Regions from separate parts of the Homo sapiens genome. Here all the other regions are linked to region 1. The links are chromatin contacts, found by Hi-C or POLR2A ChIA-PET in ENCODE. All regions are on one chromosome and are shown on one strand. The core of a region is the stretch at or near the end of the contact, and the rest is flanking DNA. Distances in the headings are between cores, read along the strand shown. Region 1 holds the start of TOP6BL (TOP6B like initiator of meiotic double strand breaks). Region 2 has its middle 4.8 kb from the start of CD248. Region 3 holds the start of B4GAT1-DT (B4GAT1 divergent transcript). Region 4 holds the start of SLC29A2 (solute carrier family 29 member 2). Region 5 holds the start of NPAS4 (neuronal PAS domain protein 4). Region 6 holds the start of SYT12 (synaptotagmin 12).

Region 1 (3,133 bases), core at 406-2,905:
TCAGAGACGGAGTTTCCTCATGTTAGCCAGGCTGGTCTTGAACTCCTGATCTCAAGTGATCTGCCCGCCTCGGTCTCCCAAAGTGCTGAGAATACAGGCTACCCACCGCGCCCGGCCAACTCCCATTATTATTCATGCAAACAGATTCTCACTTTTACAGGGAGGCAACACAAGGAAAATTATTACCCCCTTTTTAAAGGCAGGGAGATCTGGGAACTAAGATCCTCATTTGTACCAGTTAACAAGAATGGTTTCCAGGTACGTGTAGAGTCTAACTATTCCTTCACACGTCCTCTGTTACGATATTCCCATATCGGGCCGGGCACGGTGGCTCACGCCGGTCCCAGCACTTTGGGAGGCGGAGGCGGGCAGATCACTTGAGGTCAGAAGTTCAAGACCAGCCTGGCCAACATGGTGAAAACCTGTCTCTACTACAAATACAAAAATGAGCCAGGTGTAGCGGCGTGCGCCTGTAATCCCAGCTACTCGGGAGGCTGAGACAGGAGAATCCCTTGAACCCGAGAGGCGGAGACTGCGGTGAGCCGGGATCACGCCACTGCACTCCAGCCTGGGCGAAAGAGCGAGACTCCGTCTCAAAAAACAAACAAACAAACAAACAAACAAACAAACCCTAAAGATATTCTCATGTCGGTATGACAGCGCAGTTGGGAAAAGAACACTGGCCTATGAGTCAGCGCCCTGGGTTCTAGCCTAGGTTCGGTTATTTGTAAAATGGAATCCCGCCGCCTTCTTTGATGACAACAAACAGGCAGGACGCCCGGGGGTACTCTCTCAGGTGCCCTCAGAGCCTGTGCTTCTGTCACCTGCCCAGTACCCCTCACAAACAGCAGCTCAACGTCCCATTGGGCACCGGCCGTGAAAGTGGGTAATGAAATGAGCACACGGGGCGTGGCCGGCGCCAGGCGCTCAGTGCCGTCTTCCAGAGCAGCTCCCCGAGCACAGGTGTGGCCTCTGAACCTCGCCCTTCCACGTCCAGCTGCTTCGAACCCAGAAACCTGCACCTGCACCGGGGCCTAAAAAAACTCTCCCTCGCTCCCAGTCTGCACTGGGTCCCTCCTTGCCTCTGTCCTGGCGCCCCGACTCCCCCCACCCCGCCCCGCAACGCCAGGGCTTGCCCCATTCCTTTCCTTCTTTCCGCGCCCCCTCCCAGCACCCGGTGCATGGAAGGCGCTGGGCTCCGGCAGGCACCTCCGAGGCTGCGTCAGGCTCTGCCCCTGGGTGTCCGCCGGTGCTCGGCAAACGCCGCAGCTTTCTGAGCCGTAGGCTGGAGAGAGGGCGTCGTTCCCCCACAGAGTACCCCGCGAGCGAGAGCCCTCATCTGCTCCTACTTCCTCGCTTCCCCGTGGGAGACGGGCCTCGATTCCCGAACCTTCCTCCTTCACCTTAGGCGACGCCCGACCCCTCTGCCCAAACTTCGCGGTCTCCTCACAAAGCCCGTCTCCTCAGAAAGTGTCCTCCGCTTTCTCTCCCTTCCCAGCATCACCTCGAACACGGCCACGGCCGTCCCCTCCATGCCGCGCAGGGAACAGCGGCAACGCCCAGTCGAAGGGTACCCGCCCGCCGCCGCCGCCGCCGCCGCCGCCCCCTCCTCAGCCCGGGCTTGGAACTCCGCCAGTGCCCACGCCCGAGTCCACGCCCACGCCCGGCAGCGCGAGCCCATCCCTTCCCGCGCGCGCGCCTGCGCCCGCGCACGCCCCGCCCACCTGCCCGCCGCGCCTGCGCACTCGACGCTGCAGGGCCCCGAGACCGCGAACCGCCGCCGGGAGCCACCTAGAGCCTCTGAGCGCCGCGGGTGCCAGTGGGCCCGCAGGTGGGAGGTTCGGGGCGGGGAAGAGCCCGCGAGAGGCGGCCAAGGCTGGAGGTGAGCGGGAATGAGGCCAGGCCACGACTCCTCCCTCCTCTCAAAGATAGTTTCCCACGGTGGCGGCGAGATGCGGCCCTTGGCCCTAATCCGGGCTTTGGCCGCCCTTCGCGCTTTCCAGGACCCTTCCCTCGGCCGGGAGGGGCGACGGTAACGGCGCGGGGCTACCAAGCGGGTTCGTGACCCCTCCAACAGCCTTGTCTGCGGCGGGGGCTGCCCCAGGCCAAGCCCTGGGTCCCAGACTTAGCAAAGAAAAAGACGGCCAATTAAAATTGAATTTCATATAGACAGCGAATTTTTTTTATAACCATACACATATCTCGGCAATTTTTGGGACATATACTAAAAAATTACTAATCTGAAATTAAAAACGACGCCCTGGGCCGGGCGCAGTGGCTCACGCCCGTCATCCCAGCACTTTTGGAGGCCGAAGCGAGTGGATCACCTGAGGTCAGGAGTTCGAGACCAGCCTGGCCAACATGGTGAAACCCCGTCTCTACTGAAAATACAAAAATTAGCCGGGCGTGGTGGCGGGCGCCTGTAATCCCAGCTACTCGGGAGGCTGAGGCAGGATAATTGCTTGAACCTGGGAGGCGGAGGTTGCAGTGAGCCGAGATCGCGTCATTGCACTCCAACCTGGGCAAAAAGAGCGAAACTCTGTCTCAAAAAAAGAAAAAACGACCCCCCGTCTTTTACCTTACAACCAGCCCCAAGCATCTCCCAGCCTAATCCAGGGGGACCAGCTTCCCCCGCAAAGGTGGGACCTGGGAGTCGACCCCTCCCTATCCAGGCCCCTTTCCACGTTTGACTGCACTGAATGTGCCAAGACCAGGAGCTGGCTTTTCTGGGCTCTGGCTGACAGGAGAAGCTCTGGGGTTTTCCAAGTGCATTCCTGGCTGGAATAAGGAGGTCCTGCAGAGTCCCAGCTGCTGCTCTCTGCCAGGTTCCGGGAGGGGCATGGTGACAGGGGCTTAAGCCTATAACTGCTGGTGATCTGACAGCCAAAAGAAAACCCTGATGAGAGATTCCTGCCTGGCAAAGAGTTGCCCAAGGAGAAGGGTGGGACAGGGTGTTGGCTGCTTTCCTTCAGGAAAAATTCTTCCACCCCAGCTCCAAGACGCCAGGATTGGACAGAACAGGCTGGCGAGCTGGCAGAGTGCCTGCCCAGTACACAACCTTGGTGCTACTCCAAAGAACATTGTCTATCGAGACCTGAATCATACCCTTCTCGAGTCTATGCTCAGCGCTCCT
Region 2 (3,133 bases), core at 377-2,876, 430 kb after region 1:
GCTGGGGGTGGTGGGGGACAGACAGAGCTCAGCAGACCTGAGCTTGAGCGAGGGCTCCGGCTGCTCAGGACTGAAGTGTCCCAGGAACTGGAGGGCCTGGTCAAAGATCACAGCCTGGTGGGAGTGACCTCCCTCATTTCGTGCTCACTGCCTTGGGGGGCGGGGGTGAGACCTGGGGAGGGGAGGCGCCAGTTCCCACCGCCTCTGTAATTTTTCAGTTACAGCCTCTTGGGGGCCTCTAATTAGGACGGGGCAGAGCCGCCACGACCACCCGGGCAGGCGAGGAGGAGTGGCCCAGCGCCCCCTTCGGGCCTGGACCTGAGCTGGAAGGCTGAGCTGGGCCCCAGGGAACCAGGAAAGGAGGGGCCGGAGCTGGGGATGAACCAGGGGGTCGCGGAGGGGGCGGAGGGAACGCTACGCACCGCCCCCGGTCCCCGCTCTCACGTTCCCCTAACTCAAACCAGACGTCCCCGCCAGATCCTGCACAGCTTTAACCTCGGAGACGCCGTCGGGCAGGTTTGCTGGATGCCAATGAGGGTTGCGAGGCGGCCCAGACGGCTGAGTCTGGGAAGGAGGTGAGGAAGCCTGGGGAGCGACAAGGCCTGCAGAGACGGGATGGTCTGGAGTCCCCTCCGTGACCTCGGGTAGGGATCTAGAGCGCCTCGAGGGCAGGAAACAGTTAAATACACTGCAGTCGGAGGCGGGGGATGGGAGTGGGGAAGGGGGCCCAGAGCCGGCTCTTTGTCATCTGGTAATGAGCACCAGATGCGGAGCTGCGTGCGGGCCTAAACAGACGGCCTCCCAGGGCAGAGCCCCGGCCTGCGCCCAGCCCGGGCTCAGCCCACTTACTCGCAGGCCCCGCCTCATTCGGGCGCGGCGGCGAACTGCATACTCCAGCGGTATCAGCCCGGACCTGGGAGCTACGAGCCACGCCTACTCGCTGCAGAACAGAAGAGAGCCCCCGGGAGCTCTCCAGAGGCCCCGCCCACAAAGCCACAAGCCCCGCCCCTGCCAACTCAAAGATTCCAGCAGCGATTGTGCCCGCCCCCTGCCCTCTTGGCCCCGCCCAGTCCCCCGCCCACAACCTACAAGCCCCACCTCCTCCGCTCGGCGCGCGCAGATTGGCGGAACTATTAGTCTCGGCTTCTAGGAGGTATGAACTTCGCCCCGAGTTTACACATTCTCTTCACGCGGCGCTACAGGCCCCGCCCAACACAACTGCAAGCTTCGCCTCACAGAGCCCTGGACACTGCAGGGAATCCCTCAGAGGTCTTAACTCTGTTGGGGGATGATGTAAACTCCGCCCTCCAGGGAAACGTGTGAAGTTCCCCTCAACCTCCTCTTCAGGCTCCGTCCCCAGCTACAAGCTCCGCCCCCTCTCAAGCTCACAAAAGTGGAAGAACTGCGCCCTCGTAGGACTGTCACACCTCACACATCGAGCGGAGGTAGCGGTTCACCTACACGGAGCCCCGCCCCCGGGGCCGCCCACGAAAGATGCAAGCCACGCCCCTGGGGGCCCTGGAGTCCCGCCCACCCAGAGCGCCCTGGCTGCGGCGTAGCGCACAAATACGGCTCTGCGAAGAGCGCTACCGAGCGAGCCTCTTATCGCACGCCCCGCCCACACTCAGGCTCACCCTCTTGGCGCAAGCACCGCCCACTCCACCCCTGGGTCCCTTACCACCTTCGCGATATGCCCAGATCCACCAGTCCTCCGAACCCCTCATCTCTCACCACGATGCCCTTGAACCTGGCCCTGGAGCCCTCTTCTTCCTCCACCTACGGTTTCCGTTTGTCCAGATTTCGGGTTCTCTGGGCGAGCCCGGAGACTGGGCCCGGACAGCCGGGCAGATGGCGTCGATGGGCCTTTGGCGCCACCTGGCCTCGGCCCCACGGACTTACAGCCACCGCGAGGCCTCGGTAGGGCCTCTCTCTCAAAGCGTACTAATTGCTCAGTAAATAGAAATAGCTGCTTAATTCGTTAAATGTTAGTGTTACTTAAATATCTGCCGACTCCCCCCACGGGACAGCCCATCCTTTCGCAGATGCCTTTCGTCGTATGTGGAAATTCGTCCCTAAGGGAGCTTCGCACTGGCCCTCGAGCCACCCTATGAGCTGAGCGCCCCTGACAATCTCTAAAGTGGCTGGCTGGTCGAACTCTTGCTGTCTCTCCCCGACAAATCCTTTCGCCTGGAGGGCGAAAGCATCGCCTCTCATCTGGCGGCCTAGAATTCCTAGGACCAGGTTTCCCCCGCCCCCACCTAGTGCTCCAAAGGCTAGACACCTTCCCTGGGGGCTGTGTTGCGAAGGGGTGGGTTTGGGCGGGGAAGCCCTCAATTAGGAGCTGAAGGTCGTAGTTTTTAGGGACAGTGTCTCAAGGGAGACCCTATCTCAGCTCTCATCTCTACCTCTGAAAATAACAGCCTGGAGGGCAGGAGACGCTGAAGTTCAGGGCTAGGAACCCAGTAAAATATTTTTCAAACATTAGTGGGACAGACAGGGAGCAACCCTTGAGGAGGAAGGGAGTTGACACCACTGAGCTCCAGTTGGGCCCTTTGCTTCCTGCCTTAGCTGCCAACCTTGCCCTTACCCACCTCCGGGCAAATCAGGCCTGGGGAGAGGGATACTTTCCAGACCAGGTTCCAATGCTCGTGCACTAGCCATTACAAATGTAAATAGGGTTTAGCGCTAAATACTGACGATAATAATAGTGAATGCTTGAAGCACTTCTGTTTTGTTTTTGTTTTTGTTTTTTGTTTTTGTTTTTGTTTTTTCGAGACGGAGTTTCTCTCTTGTTGCTCAGGCTGGAGTGCAATAGCGCCATCTCGGCTCACTGCAACCTCCGCCTCCCAGGTTCAAGCGATTCTCCTGCCGCAGCCTCCCAAGTAGCTGGGATTACAGGCACCCACAACCACGCCCGGCTAATTTTTGTATTTTTAATACAGACGGGGTTTCACTATGTTGGTCAGGCTGGTTTCGAACTCTTCGCCTCAGGTGATCCACCCACCTCAGCCTCCCGAAGTGCTGGGATTACAGGCATGAGCCACCATGCCCAGCCTTGAAGCACTTCTTACATGCCCGGTCCTTTTTTAAGGGCTTTACTTGGCTTAATCCATGTAAGATTCATAACAACCTC
Region 3 (3,133 bases), core at 348-2,847, 400 kb after region 1:
TAATAATAATAAATAAAAAATAAAACACTGAGGAGGTCAAAGAAAATCCACATGGCAGCATGTCTGACTTCTGAGCCTCCAGTCTATAAGGCCTGTGCTGAAAGGATCTGCACTTACTTTTCTCCTCTTTACAGCCAAGGTCACCAGTGGAAACTCTCAAGGACAATACCTGTGTCTCCTCCAAGGCCCATCCCTCGTGCCTAACACAGTTCCTGGCAGAGACCAGGTACTCAGTGTGTGTTTTTGCTCTGGGCTGCAAAATAAAGGTTTTCTGATCACTCTTCAACTCAACAACCTTGGCACCCTACTGCCTGTGGAATAGTGGGACAAACACTTTATCCTTATTTGAAGCCCTGCCCAGTCTGTCCTGACATCCCAAGATTCAGAGCACTCTGCCCTATAGGGGCCTCCCTGGCTCAGCCTAAAAAGTTGAGTAATATACGGTAATTGATTTAGCAGTGGCAGTGTCTGCCCTTCCCACGGCCTCTCCTGTTCTAAAGAGTCCACAGATGAATTAATCCACAAATACTTATTAAGAGTATAGTGGCCTGATATTGGAATGTTCAAAGCCTTCTGCTTAAGAGTTTGTGTGCGGCCGGGCGCGGTGGCTCACACCTGTAATCCCAGCACTTTGGGAGGCCGAGGTGGGCGGATCAGGAGGTCAGGAGATCCGAGACCATCCTGGCTAACACGGTGAAACTCCGTCTCTGCTAAAAATACAAAAAATTAGCCGGGCGTGCTGCATGCGCTAGTAGTCCCAGCTACTCGGGGCTGAGGCAGGAGAATCGCTTGAACCTGGAAGGCAGAGGTTGCAGTGAGCCGAGATCGCGCCACTGCGCTCCAGCCTGGGCGACAGAGCGAGAATCCGCCTCAAAAAAAAAAAAAAAAAAAAAAAAAGAGATTGTGTGTGTTGGGGAGCAGGGCATGTGGACACAAGGTCTCCGCCCTAGGAGAAGTGCTGGAGAGTAGGACAAGTACCACTACTTCGGACGGGGAGGGCGATGCCTCCAATGGGGGGCTTCCCTGATTCCTGCAGATCATACGTTGGCCCCCAACTTCACACTGGCCAGAATCCCGGTTCTAGTCTTTTCCGTGCCACCAACCCCTGGGCCCTCTTTCTAGAAGGAAAGAAAACACCTTTGGCCTCTGCCCAGAGCTACAGACACCTGAAGTAGGAGCAGGCAGGAGATGCGTGGTGGATAAAGACCAGAGAGACTTGGGATCGAATTCCACTCTCACCCCCAGTTCAGTTTTCTTCAGCTTGCTGCTCCACAGGCAGGATGTGAAAATTTAGATGCCTCACCCCTCGCACCTCCAGCTTGCTGCTCCAAATAGGCAGGATGTGAAAATGTAGATGCTTCCCCCCCAACCTCTATAAAACAGGGCCGACGAGGATGGGATTCGAACCCACGCGTGCAAAGCACAATGGATTAGCAGTCCATCGCCTTAACCACTCGGCCACCTCGTCCTACGTGACAGGTTTGTCCACATTCACTTATCTCTCATCTACTCCGCACCTTCCAAGCACTACCACGTAAGTCGCAACGCAGACCTCTTCGGACACAGGGAAAGAAGAAGCCGCGGAAGGAAGGGAGCGTTTTGATTTCCTTTCTGCTGAGCCCGCGCCATCCTTTACCACGCTGCAGCCGAGCTCTGCCGCGGTTTCCCTCCGAGTCCGGCCGAGCGCGCCGCGCGTTCAGGGCGCGCCCGGTCCAGGGTGCGCGCGCCGGCGGGGAGGGAGAGGAGTGCGTCCCGGGAAGCCGGCGGGGCCCGGGCGGGCGGGCGTCTGCACGGCGCGCGGCCGAGCGGCGGGGCCGTGGCTCCTCCTCCCTCGTAGGGGGCGAGCCGGCGCGCCGGGGGCTGGGGGCGGTGGCGGGCGGCGGGCGGCGGGCGGCGGGCGGCGGGCGGGGCGGCGCTCGGGGCTCGGCTGGCCTCGGCTCGCCTCGGCTGCGCTCGGCAGGCTGCGGTAAATCCGGGCTTGCGGCCGCTGGCGTAGTCTGTGGCCGGGTGGTCGTTGCTGCGCGCCCCGAGCCCCGAGAGCCATGCAGATGTCCTACGCCATCCGGTGCGCCTTCTACCAGCTGCTGCTGGCCGCGCTCATGCTGGTGGCGATGCTGCAGCTGCTCTACCTGTCGCTGCTGTCCGGACTGCACGGGCAGGAGGAGCAAGACCAATATTTTGAGTTCTTTCCCCCGTCCCCACGGTCCGTGGACCAGGTCAAGGCGCAGCTCCGCACCGCGCTGGCCTCTGGAGGCGTCCTGGACGCTAGCGGCGATTACCGCGTCTACAGGGGCCTGCTGAAGACCACCATGGACCCCAACGATGTGATCCTGGCCACGCACGCCAGCGTGGACAACCTGCTGCACCTGTCGGGTCTGCTGGAGCGCTGGGAGGGCCCGCTGTCCGTGTCGGTGTTCGCGGCCACCAAGGAGGAGGCGCAGCTGGCCACGGTGCTGGCCTACGCGCTGAGCAGCCACTGCCCCGACATGCGCGCCAGGGTCGCCATGCACCTCGTGTGCCCCTCGCGTTACGAGGCAGCCGTGCCCGACCCCCGGGAGCCGGGGGAGTTTGCCCTGCTGCGGTCCTGCCAGGAGGTCTTTGACAAGCTAGCCAGGGTGGCCCAGCCCGGGATTAATTATGCGCTGGGCACCAATGTCTCCTACCCCAATAACCTGCTGAGGAATCTGGCTCGTGAGGGGGCCAACTATGCCCTGGTGATCGATGTGGACATGGTGCCCAGCGAGGGGCTGTGGAGAGGCCTGCGGGAAATGCTGGATCAGAGCAACCAGTGGGGAGGCACCGCGCTGGTGGTGCCTGCCTTCGAAATCCGAAGAGCCCGCCGCATGCCCATGAACAAAAACGAGCTGGTGCAGCTCTACCAGGTTGGCGAGGTGCGGCCCTTCTATTATGGGTTGTGCACCCCCTGCCAGGCACCCACCAACTATTCCCGCTGGGTCAACCTGCCGGAAGAGAGCTTGCTGCGGCCCGCCTACGTGGTACCTTGGCAGGACCCCTGGGAGCCATTCTACGTGGCAGGAGGCAAGGTGCCCACCTTCGACGAGCGCTTTCGGCAGTACGGCTTCAACCGAATCAGCCAGGTGCTCATAAGGGAGAGGGCAGGGGTAATGGGGCA
Region 4 (3,133 bases), core at 324-2,823, 370 kb after region 1:
GTCCTTCCTTCACAACCTGTGCCATAGCTGTGCTGCACCAGCGGCCTCGCTTTTCTTTAAATAACTCATTTTCCATAAATAAATTGATTTTTCAAAGAAAAGTTGATATCATAATCATAAATAGGAAACCAGTATGAGTAGCCCTGAAAATAAAGTTGCTATAAAAATAAATATAAGAAAAATACAAGTTAATAACTTTTGATAAAATTGTCAGCAGACCCTCTGAGGCTAACTGAGGGGAAGGGATGGGAAGGCAGATTAAGAAGTGTTAGCAACCTGTTAACACCCTTGACATATTCAGAGGCTTGAAAGAAAATGGGAAGAATAACTTTCTCTTTCGGTGTAATTTAATGCTGTCTCTGTTCTCCCTAAAATCACCTGCATTTTACTGCAACCACCCATTTATCACTCAACGGCGCTAGATGCTGCCAGTAAACCAATGGACCAGATAAGCACAGCCTCTGCCCCTACAGACTCTCAGTCGGCTGGAGGAAAAACATAAGCAACCTGGGAATGGCTATAAAATGTCATTGCTTAAGAAAATAGTTTGTGGCCGGGCGTGGTGGCTCACGCCTGTAATAGCAACATTTTGGGAGGCCGATGCGGGCGGATCACCTGAGGTCAAGAGTTCGAGACCAGCCTGGTCAAAAGATGAGTTCGAGACTAGACTGGCCACCTCTTCAGTAGAGCTGGTGAAGCCCCGTTTCTACTAAAAATACAAAAATTAACCGGACGTGGTGGCATGCGCCTGTAGTCCCAGCTACTCCTGAGGCTGAGGCACCAGAATCGCTTGAACCTGCCTGGGAGGGGGAGGTTGCAGTGAGCCAAGATCACGCCACTGCACTTCCGCCTGGGCGACAGAGCGACACTCAGTCTCAAAAAAACTAGTTTGTGTTTTGGAGCCTCTCACTTCTCCAGCGTCCCCGATACGCCCGGGGATTGCAGAGAACCCACACCTATTCGTAGATTATGAGAGTAGGAGCAAATTAATGATTTATAGTCTTTTCAAATTTTTTTTTTTAACAGAAAAAGAGTAGGGAGTTGAAAGTAATGCTGTTTTTTTCCAGGCACTCCCGGGGACCCAGCGCGGCGAAGCCCGCCAGGATCGCGGGCGACCTGTGGCAGCTCTGGTTCCCCCGCCCGGGCCCGGCTCGGGTTACGCTCTGGGCGGGGACTCCGCAGCGGCTCCCTAGTTAGGGGGCGCCCCGGTGGGTTCCAGCTTTAGGGGTCGCAGGAGCGGCTCTGGCATCACCTCGGAGCTGACGAAGCGGGAAGAGCCCCGCACCAGTGCTGCCCCTACAGAGCTCTCGGCGGGGGGTGGAGGTGAGGTTACACCTCGTCCCTACCCCCGCCTTCCCCTCCGCCGCAGGGATCCGGGACCCGCCCCCGCGGAGAGGACGGGGGGCTGCGGGGAGGGGCTGTGCGGGGAGCGGGCGGGTTCCGCAGGCCCCTAGGTGGGGCGGGGCCCGAGCCAGAGTCGAGTCCCTGAGGCGGGTGGGGGAAGGAGAGACGGGTGGCGCGACCCTCTGTCCCCGCCTCGGGGCGGAGCCCAGGTCCCAGCCTGCGGAGCGCGAGACACGCCGAAATCCGCCCGAGGCTACCTGTGCGACTCCAGCCGCCCTGCACCGGAATCTGGGGAGACCCGCCCCCCGCCCCACCGGTCTGCGGCCCTCCGCCCCAGCGCAGGTGCAGGTGCGGCTTCTCTGCCCCTTTCACCCCAGGCGCATCCGCCGCGGCGGCCATGGCGCGAGGAGACGCCCCGCGGGACAGGTGAGTGGGCCCGGGTGCGTTGCAAGTGGCCGGGGGCGTTGCAGACCCGCTCCCTGAAGGCGCTCCGAGGCTCAGAGAAGACCGGATCGAACTACAATTCCCATCAGCCGACTCCCTCGGCCGCCGGAACCGGGGTGATCGGGGTTGTAGTCCGCTCCGGAGGGGGTGGCCTGGGAGGCGGGAGGGCCTGCGGAGGCGGGTGCGTCCTCGGGGTGACCTTCCCACCGATCCCCACAGCTACCACCTGGTCGGGATCAGCTTCTTCATCCTGGGGCTGGGCACCCTCCTTCCCTGGAACTTCTTCATCACCGCCATCCCGGTGAGACTCCTGGCGGCGTGGCAGCCTCGTGGCCACAGCCAGCACCCCTCCCTCCAGCCCTTTGGATGAAGCTTAGCGGGCGCTTCCTCACCGCGCACCTGTGACCCCTCGTTGAGCTCATTATGGGCTGAAGCTCGGAGAGGGGAATGCTTCCCCCGTGGCTAGGAAAGTAGAACTTCAGCAATGCCCACATCTCAGAGGGGCAAGGCCACCAGCCCACAGGGTCTGGAATGAGCAAAGGCGCTGCCACCCCTCTCTGTGTGTCGTTATTCCTGAGTCAGTCACCCCAAAAGTCGGTTATCGAACGTTTGATTTTCTTTGAAATACCATGAATTTCATTCATTCACTCATTCATTCAACAAACTTTTTTTTTTTTTTTTTTTTTGAGACAGAGTCTGGCTCTTTCGCCCAGGCTGGAGTGCAGTGGCGCCATCTCGGCTCACTGCAAGCTCCGCCTCCCGGGTTCACGCCATTCTCCTGCCTCACCCTCCCGAGTAGCTGGGACTACAGGCGCCCGCCGCCACGCGCGGCTATTTTTTTTTGTATTTTTAGTAGAGACGGGGTTTCACCGTGTTAGCCAGGATGGTCTCGATCTCCTGACCTCGTGATCCTCCCGCCTCGGCCTCCCAAAGTGCTGGGATTACAGGCGTGAGCCACCGTGCCCAGCCTCATTCAACAAACTTTTAATGTGCATCTACTGTGGAGCAGGCACTGGGGACACAGGAGGAAACAGCAGGGAGGCTCTTCAGGGAAGGCAGAAATGTGGGGTTTGCATTGTCTTTGGGACCGGGTTATTCATCTGTATTCACTGCAACAACTTTGCAAATGCTTCTTGGGTACTGGCTCTGTGCTGGGCCCTGGAAACCCAGAGATGAATCAGCCCCTGGGCTTGAGAGCAAGAGGGGGCCAAAGAGCTATTAATAATGTAACATGATGCGTGACATTCCAGGCTTGCAGCAGAGTGCAGTGGGTCCCCAGGGGAGGGAGAAAGTTCCTTCTGCTTCATGGAAGAGGAGATTTGTAAATTGGGAGTAGGGTAGGCAA
Region 5 (3,133 bases), core at 394-2,893, 320 kb after region 1:
CGATCTAGATAGATGAAGAGAAAAACAGATAAGAGGGTGAGTGGCTGAGAGAGAGACAGTGGATGGTGGGGAGAAGGGCAGCAGGTGGGAAATTGGACCGAGGAAGGGAGAAGGGAGTCCTTACCAGTGTCCAGGGCAGAGGGCAGGGTGAGTTGCTGGCGCACAGTGAGGTGGTCAGCTGGGTCAATGATGTCGTAGATGCTGTCACCCTGGGCAACCAGGTCCACCTGGAGGGAGGAAAAGAAGAGATGACCATTAGGGAGAACAGCAGGAGCCAATCTTTGATCTACAGTATCTTGTAGGGTATAACCTCTCCCTCCATAGTAATTCCCAGTTCCTCAGGAGTGGAAGGCTCACGGCACCCACTCCATGCCCAGCCTCAGCTGAAAGGACCCTTAGCACTCACCATGGAGTGGCCCAGATGCTCGCTCACACTCTCAGACAGGTAGAGCAATTTCCCCTCGGCTGTGAACACAAGCAGAAAGCCGGGTAGTGCCGCTACGATGTCCTCAAGCTCTTGAGCTGAGAGAAGCCCCGTGGGGCCCGCCAGAGGAGTGCCTGTAGGGCGAGAAGACGTAGTGCGTCAGGAGTAAGACTGGGAGGCAGAGAAGAAGTGAGGAAGGCATGGTCTGAGTTTCAGAGAATCCAGAGGAATTTCTCATGGACCTGCCTCTGCAAACACCTGTTGACCCGCTGCCCGCAGCTCTTGGCCAGGGAACCTGTTGCTGTATCTCCATAGCCCACAAGCCCTCGACTTCTAAAGCGGGGTCGGCTCCTCTCGGCTCTTAATTTCAGAACCGCGGACAGAGCTCCAAAGCGGCTCTGAATTTCAGAACCGCGGACAGAGCTCCGAAGCCGACTGTGGGTTCAGAACCATGGACAGAGCCATACACGGCCGGCGCAGCCGTCAGCACCATGGGCAGCGCCCCGAAGGCGACAGGAGATCCCTTTCAGCACCGCGGACAGTAGCTATGTTCCCCTAGGCTCAGGCAGCTCCATCCCTGCAACTTCCCGGGCTTCCCTCCCCGGCTCCCGGAGCGCTTCTGCACTGGCGGGCACCGAGGCCGCTCTGTCCTGGCTCTTATCCTCTCATAATCTGGTGTTAGGGACACCGTCCAGGCTCTCTAACTCTCATTCAGAACTAAGGTGAGGTCTGGAGGGAGCTCAGGAGGAAAAGTAGAAAGTCCCGAATCTCCCGAGTCCCGAATCTCCCCAGCTCGCCAGCACGCTGCCCTAGACATGCGACAGCCCCAGCGGGTTCCCTCAGCTCCAGGGTCTCCGGCGCCTGGCAGCTCGGATCTGCGGTAGCCCCAGCATGCTCACCACCAGCGAAGAAGACGCCCTTGCGAGTGTAGATGCAGGCGAGGCTCATGATGTGCAGGTAGGACAGCCGGACCTTGTCCGCTTCGGCCAGCGGCAGCAGCTCCTTGAGGTTCCGGATCTCGGCGTTGATCTGGTCCCGGCGCGCCTTGGAGGCGCCCTTGGTGGAGCGGTACATGACCGGCGGCTGCGGAGCTCCAGCTCGGGTGCCCGAGCACCTGCGCTCCCGTCCCGACGCACCGGCGGCTTCCTCCTCCGTGCTTCCCCGTCTCTCGCTCAGGCTCGCTCTCTGCTCTCCTGGGCTCCGCTCGGCTGCGCTGCCCCCCTCGCCTGCCTCACGCCGCCTTATATAGCTCCTGCCAGGCGTGGGGGGCTCGTTTTAGAGCCGGGGGGGCGGGAGAGCGGGAGGCTGGGCTAAGCAAGCTGCAGCGGGAGCCGCTGACTGGGGAGGGGGGCTCCTCCTCCCGCCCGGCTTCCGACGTCATCTCATGACGTAGAATGAGAGAGGGAGGGAGGCGGGCGAGGGGGGAGCAGGAGGCTGCGGAGGGGGCCAAGCCTGGCGGGAGCTGAGCGGAGAGGAAGGCGCTGCGTTAGGAAAGCTTGAATGGAGTGTGGGGACCCTGGCGTCTGAATGCGTTCAGTTGAGGGAAGCGACAGGGCCAGGTTTAGGGCGGCCTGAAGCCCGCGGCAGGAGTCCGCAGAGGGCAGAGAGGGGCCGGCACTGACACTAATTTTTCTGAGGAGTTGAGGGAATGGGGAAGAACAGGGTTGTCTACAAATCCCCCTCGTTACTTGACAGACAAGGTCACGTTCACATGCAGGGAAGGAGGACTTTCCTTGGCCTCCGTGGGACAGGTCACTGCTGGGGTTCCTCTCTGGGGACTATTTAACCTGGGATTCCCTTGGCCATTTTTAGAGAACAAATTCCCGCCCCCGCTTCCCAAATCGGGCCTTGGCGGCTTATCAGGGGGTGTTCATGGGGGTCTAAGTCCCGAGGATGGGTGGAAAGGGAGTCCGGTGGGAAAGGGACCAGCTGAATTTGGCGTTGATCCTGTTTTCCCACAGCCAAGAATAGAAACCAACATCAGCGCTGTAGTCTGCAGTGATTCGTGGTTTCCCTCTCAGCTAATTAACCTTACTGAAGGGGAAACTGAGGCAGGGACGTGGGGGCACGGCGAGGACCTGGGTCTGCACTTAGGCATCCCTTCCCCCCGTTGCCGGCCCCCAAGCGAGCGCTTCCCCCCGCCCTGCTGCCAGCCTCTGTCTCCCCGCGGGCCGGGGGCGGGGGCGGGGCCGGGGGAATCCCAGCTCCATATTAGGACAGGAATCCTCCGGCGGCTGCCGCGGCTGCGGCGGGCGGGGCCTGGCTGCCTCCGCACCGCTCCGGAGGGCTCCCCGCCCTGCCTAGGCGGGCAAGATGGGGGAGCAGCTGAGAAGCGAAGGGGCAGCGCCGGACCCTCCATGACCCCTGCACCTACCAGGGACCCTGTATTTTTGCCAGGTTCCCTCCACCCCTCTCCACATTTGCGCCTCTAAGGCTCCTGGCTCTGCCTCTCCACCTTCAGCTCTCCACTTTCCACCTTCGTTTCTTTTTCTGTCCTTTCATATCCTTTTCTATCCTTTTCATATCCTGTCACCTTTGCCCTATCCCCACCCCCCCACACACCCGCTTTTTTTCTCTTTTCACCACAGATGATTGCTCTCTACAGGGGCGAGGATGTGCCGTTCTTATCCTGGGATTCAATAATGCAAGAAGCAAGTGGGCTAGGGAATGTTCTTATCTGAAATCTCGTTTGATGGAGTAGCTGTGTGC
Region 6 (3,133 bases), core at 634-3,133, 280 kb before region 1:
ACTTCCCCCAGCTTTGCTGGAATCAGACCATGGCAGAGGCCCCTCCTGGGCTTGTCAGAGAATTGGCTTTCCATGAATGTTGTGCCTCGGCGGGGGAGAGGGGCCCTCTGTCCCTGCCTTCTGCTCCACCCCACCTCCTTGCCCAGTGTCCTCACATCATTCTCTGGCTAGCAAGGCAATGGGAAGGGTCGGGAGTTGGGCCCAGGAGAGCCTCATCCTTCAACCTGTGAGCCTCTTCAGGATCTTTAGGTTGAAACCTTTTCAAGTACCCCTCCTCCGCTTTCTGAGATAACCACATCCTGCTGCCATCCCCCAAACAGCCCACAGAAACCGCAGGACAGACTGGCTGGGAGGTGCTGGCTGGCATTTATTGGGCACCTACTGTGTGACTTGCCCTGTGTTATCTCAGCACCGCAGCCCTCTGAGGGGGCTGCTACCCTGCTCCTTGTACTGGAGAGGAAACTGAGGTGCAGTGTGGGCAGCGCTGCCAGCCTACAGATGTGTTTTATTTGTCAGTCAGTCACCAGAGCTGACAAGTGGCAGAGTCCGGGTTTGAAACCCAGGCTGGGAGCCCCCACTCTGCAGAGCTGCTTAGGAAAGCTTTCAGACTTCAGAGTAGGGAGGCTGGGGGCTTGGGGACTTGTCCTAACCCTTCTTCACACTGGCTGTGGTAACTTCGGTGGGTCTCCTGCCCTCTCTGAGCCTCAATTTCCCCATTTCTAATAGGAAGCACTATTGCTGCTGCTCTCTAAAACTGTCATCCCCTGACGGGGAGAAGGAGCTGACATTCCATGGTGCAGCTTTCCCAGGCTTTTGGGAATGGAGGAGGGTGCACACAGTCTCTCTGCAGCCCCTGGAAGAGAGCTCCCAGGATGGCCAGCTCAGGGCCTTCCACCCACAGGCCAGGCTCCCGGCCCCCCACCTCCCTCCCCCAACTTCAGCCCAAATCTACAGCCTTGAGGCCCTGAGTCTGGGCAAGCTTCCTCCCCTGCCCCGCCATACCCCTCTCCTAAGCTCTGGAAAGCCCCCCACTCAGGCTGGTGCCACCGGCGGCTGAGGGTCATATCTGGCTCTTCACACGGCCAGGGCCTCCTCGGGCTGGGGTGCAACGTTCCCCTCCAGATTGGGACGGTTCCTGCAGACCCAGCGCTCCTGCCTCGGGAACCTCCAGGGTGTATGGGGACCGGAGTGTCGGGAGGGGGTGCGAAGCCAGAGCAGGGACAGTGAGGACAGTCAGGGCGCTGAATGCGAAAGTGAGGGGCGTGTGTGCAGCGTGGGCGCGGGGAGGCGTGTAAATGGCCGGGTGAGCCGCGTGTGTGCACATGCGGGGCGTGCGATGCGATGCGCACTGCGCGGAGTGGCCGGGCCGGGTAAGGGCGCCCAGCGTGCGCGGTGCCCGGCATTCGTTCGTGTGCAAGCGCGGCGCGGAGGTGCAGGAGCGCGGAGTGCGCGGGGCTCTGGGGTCCCGGGCCCAGGGCCCGAGGAGGGGGCTGCGTGCGTCCGCGATCAGGGTGCGATCCCGGCCGCGCACGGGGGTCGGCGGGGTGCGTACTCACCCGGGCTCCGCGGAGGGGCCGCCGCTCCGGCTGGGCTCCAGCTGCCGGCCCGCCTCCCGCAGCGCGCACGCACCTGCGCCTAGCCCGGCCGCCGGCGGCAACGCCACCCCTGCAGTGTCGCCGGGCTCCCGCCTCCGAGGAGCGCGGCGCGGGCCGGGGGCTCGGCCGGGCCGGGGCGGCGGACCGGAGCTGCGCCGCAGTCCGGGCACGCTCCCAGGAGCCCGCCGCGCGCTCCCTCGCGCTCGCCCGCTTGCCCGCCCGCTCCCTCTTGAATTTAAAGTGACAAGCTCGAGCGCTGTCTCTGCTCCTGGGGTCCGAGCCGGAGATCCCCAAGCGCGTCCGGGATCCAGGGACGCCCTGAGGCCAAGCCCAACCCCTCGCTCCCACGCCTGGGGACAGGGGTGGGTGGGGACGTGCCCACAGGCCTCTGAGAGGCAGGCCAAGCACTGGACTCAGAGCCAGCCGGCCTGGGTTCTAGCCCCAGCCTCCGCGCCCTGGGTTATCCTGTTCTCTTTCTAGGCCTCAGTTTCTTTACCTTAAAAACGGACCCGATACTGCGCACCTCCGGGAGCCAAGGAAAACAGCGACAGGAGGCGCAGCGGAAAGTTTCCCCTTTTCTGAATGGATAATTACTCCCTCCCACCACGATTGAGCTGTAGGTCAGCTCTGTGCTGGTGCCTTACAACATCATCTCAGTCCTCACCGTGGCCTAATCTGGTCGTGGTGACTCCATTTTTTACATGAAGAAACAGGCTCAGAGAGGTGACCAAGGTCACAGAGCCAAAGGTCAGAGCCAGAATTGAACCCAGGTCTGTGTGACTTCAAACTCCATACCTTTAACCACTAAGGGGTCGTGCTTTCTCTCCCAAAGGAATGAATGAATCATTCAGGAGATATTTATGACGCCCCCGCAGGGGCTGGGCACAGTGCCAGGTGTGGGCGATCTTCCATCTTCCGGGAACAGGGGACAGGTCCCTCCCTGCCCGCGCAGTCTGGCAGTGAGGCACGGCTTGCACTGGGAGGGGCTGGGTGCGGGGGAAGGTGCCACATGTTGTGGGCACAGTAACCAGGGGAGCAGGCTGGGTGGACACCTGGGGAGACCTCTCCAACGGTCTGGGGTGGGGGAGGAAGAGGGGCGAGGATCCCAGATGGGGAGCAAGTGTGCAAGGGTGGCAGTGCTTCCTGGCTCATCTACACTCTGGGCCTTTAGAGCTGAGGGCAGCCTGTGGGCACTGACCTCTCAGTGGAGGCTGGGTCTGTGCTGGCTTGGTGCAGTGTGGGCATCCTTGGTCTAGAAGACAGGATGCTGGGGAGCCCTAGAAAGAGAGTTGCATCTGGCTAACACGGTGAAACCCCGTCTCTACTAAAAATACAAAAAAATTAGCCAGGTGTGGTGGCGGGCGCCTGTAGTCCCAGCTACTCGGGAGGCTGAGGCAAGAGAATGGCGTGAACCCAGGAGGCGGAGCTTGCAGTGAGATCGCGGCGACTCCGTCTCAAAAAAAAAAAAAGAAAAGAAAAAGAAAAAAAGAAAGAGAGCTGCATCTTACCTTCACCCACAGGGGGCGCTTTTGTCTTCA

Evidence for each region. A loop is a pair of places that touch in the nucleus more often than their neighbours do. ChIA-PET counts read pairs that join two places held with the same protein, here RNA polymerase II (POLR2A). Pooled maps may share reads with other maps.
Region 2: a pooled map shows a loop between it and region 1 (7-fold over the local background). The contact joins the enhancer-like site here to the promoter of TOP6BL in region 1. A Hi-C loop is called at or near these places in 6 of 50 pooled maps. POLR2A ChIA-PET finds 5 or more read pairs at or near these places in 5 of 52 experiments (A549, OCI-LY7, Panc1 and 2 more).
Region 3: a loop to region 1 is called in a pooled map, with 7 times the contacts of the local background. The contact joins the promoter of B4GAT1-DT here to the promoter of TOP6BL in region 1. A Hi-C loop is called at or near these places in 1 of 37 single-sample maps with no recorded cell type and 7 of 50 pooled maps. POLR2A ChIA-PET finds 5 or more read pairs at or near these places in 1 of 52 experiments (WTC11).
Region 4: a loop to region 1 is called in a pooled map, with 8 times the contacts of the local background. The contact joins the promoter of SLC29A2 here to the promoter of TOP6BL in region 1. A Hi-C loop is called at or near these places in 6 of 50 pooled maps. POLR2A ChIA-PET finds 5 or more read pairs at or near these places in 4 of 52 experiments (A673, GM10248, Panc1 and 1 more).
Region 5: a pooled map shows a loop between it and region 1 (5-fold over the local background). The contact joins the promoter of NPAS4 here to the promoter of TOP6BL in region 1. A Hi-C loop is called at or near these places in 11 of 50 pooled maps. POLR2A ChIA-PET finds 5 or more read pairs at or near these places in 4 of 52 experiments (AG04449, Caco-2, GM12878 and 1 more).
Region 6: a pooled map shows a loop between it and region 1 (3-fold over the local background). The contact joins the promoter of SYT12 here to the promoter of TOP6BL in region 1. A Hi-C loop is called at or near these places in 5 of 50 pooled maps. POLR2A ChIA-PET finds 5 or more read pairs at or near these places in 2 of 52 experiments (CD4-positive, alpha-beta T cell and RWPE1).

The regions. Positions count from the first base shown.
Region 1 is chr11:66,743,291-66,746,423 of GRCh38, reverse strand. TOP6BL (TOP6B like initiator of meiotic double strand breaks) reads right to left here and starts at 1,655. Exons shown (of 15, transcript NM_001302084.2): 1 at 1,505-1,655. It also overlaps a transcript of SPTBN2 not described here. RefSeq lists enhancers at 797-886, 1,327-1,436, 1,928-2,428 and silencers at 1,067-1,166, 1,577-1,966.
Region 2 is chr11:66,310,709-66,313,841 of GRCh38, reverse strand. No RefSeq gene overlaps it. Among named protein-coding and RNA genes, the nearest start is that of CD248, 4.8 kb to the left of the region's middle. RefSeq lists a silencer at 1,392-1,641. Within about 2 kb of position 1,626, at least 39 of the 41 ENCODE cell types and tissues checked have a DNase peak (open chromatin) inside an H3K27ac peak, as active enhancers do; they include OCI-LY7 and Panc1, where a contact is called at or near this core.
Region 3 is chr11:66,346,455-66,349,587 of GRCh38, reverse strand. It overlaps B4GAT1-DT (B4GAT1 divergent transcript), which reads right to left and starts at 1,597. Exons shown (of 2, transcript NR_135761.1): 1 at 1,518-1,597. B4GAT1 (beta-1,4-glucuronyltransferase 1) reads left to right here and starts at 1,959. Exons shown (of 2, transcript NM_006876.3): 1 at 1,959-3,098. The coding sequence starts at 2,043. TRS-GCT3-1 (tRNA-Ser (anticodon GCT) 3-1) reads right to left here and starts at 1,468; the gene lies at 1,387-1,468. RefSeq lists an enhancer at 799-1,299 and a silencer at 1,326-1,915.
Region 4 is chr11:66,370,200-66,373,332 of GRCh38, reverse strand. It overlaps SLC29A2 (solute carrier family 29 member 2), which reads left to right and starts at 1,573. Exons shown (of 12, transcript NM_001532.3): 1 at 1,573-1,770; 2 at 2,008-2,089. The coding sequence starts at 1,742. RefSeq lists a silencer at 1,118-1,877.
Region 5 is chr11:66,419,545-66,422,677 of GRCh38, reverse strand. NPAS4 (neuronal PAS domain protein 4) reads right to left here and starts at 1,643. Exons shown (of 8, transcript NM_178864.4): 1 at 1,324-1,643; 2 at 407-558; 3 at 125-227; 4 at 1-4. The coding sequence starts at 1,498. RefSeq lists silencers at 766-1,060, 754-1,068 and an enhancer at 1,001-1,597.
Region 6 is chr11:67,021,884-67,025,016 of GRCh38, reverse strand. It overlaps SYT12 (synaptotagmin 12), which reads right to left and starts at 1,883. Exons shown (of 8, transcript NM_177963.4): 1 at 1,557-1,883. RefSeq lists enhancers at 451-951, 1,124-1,223, 952-1,452, 2,394-3,133.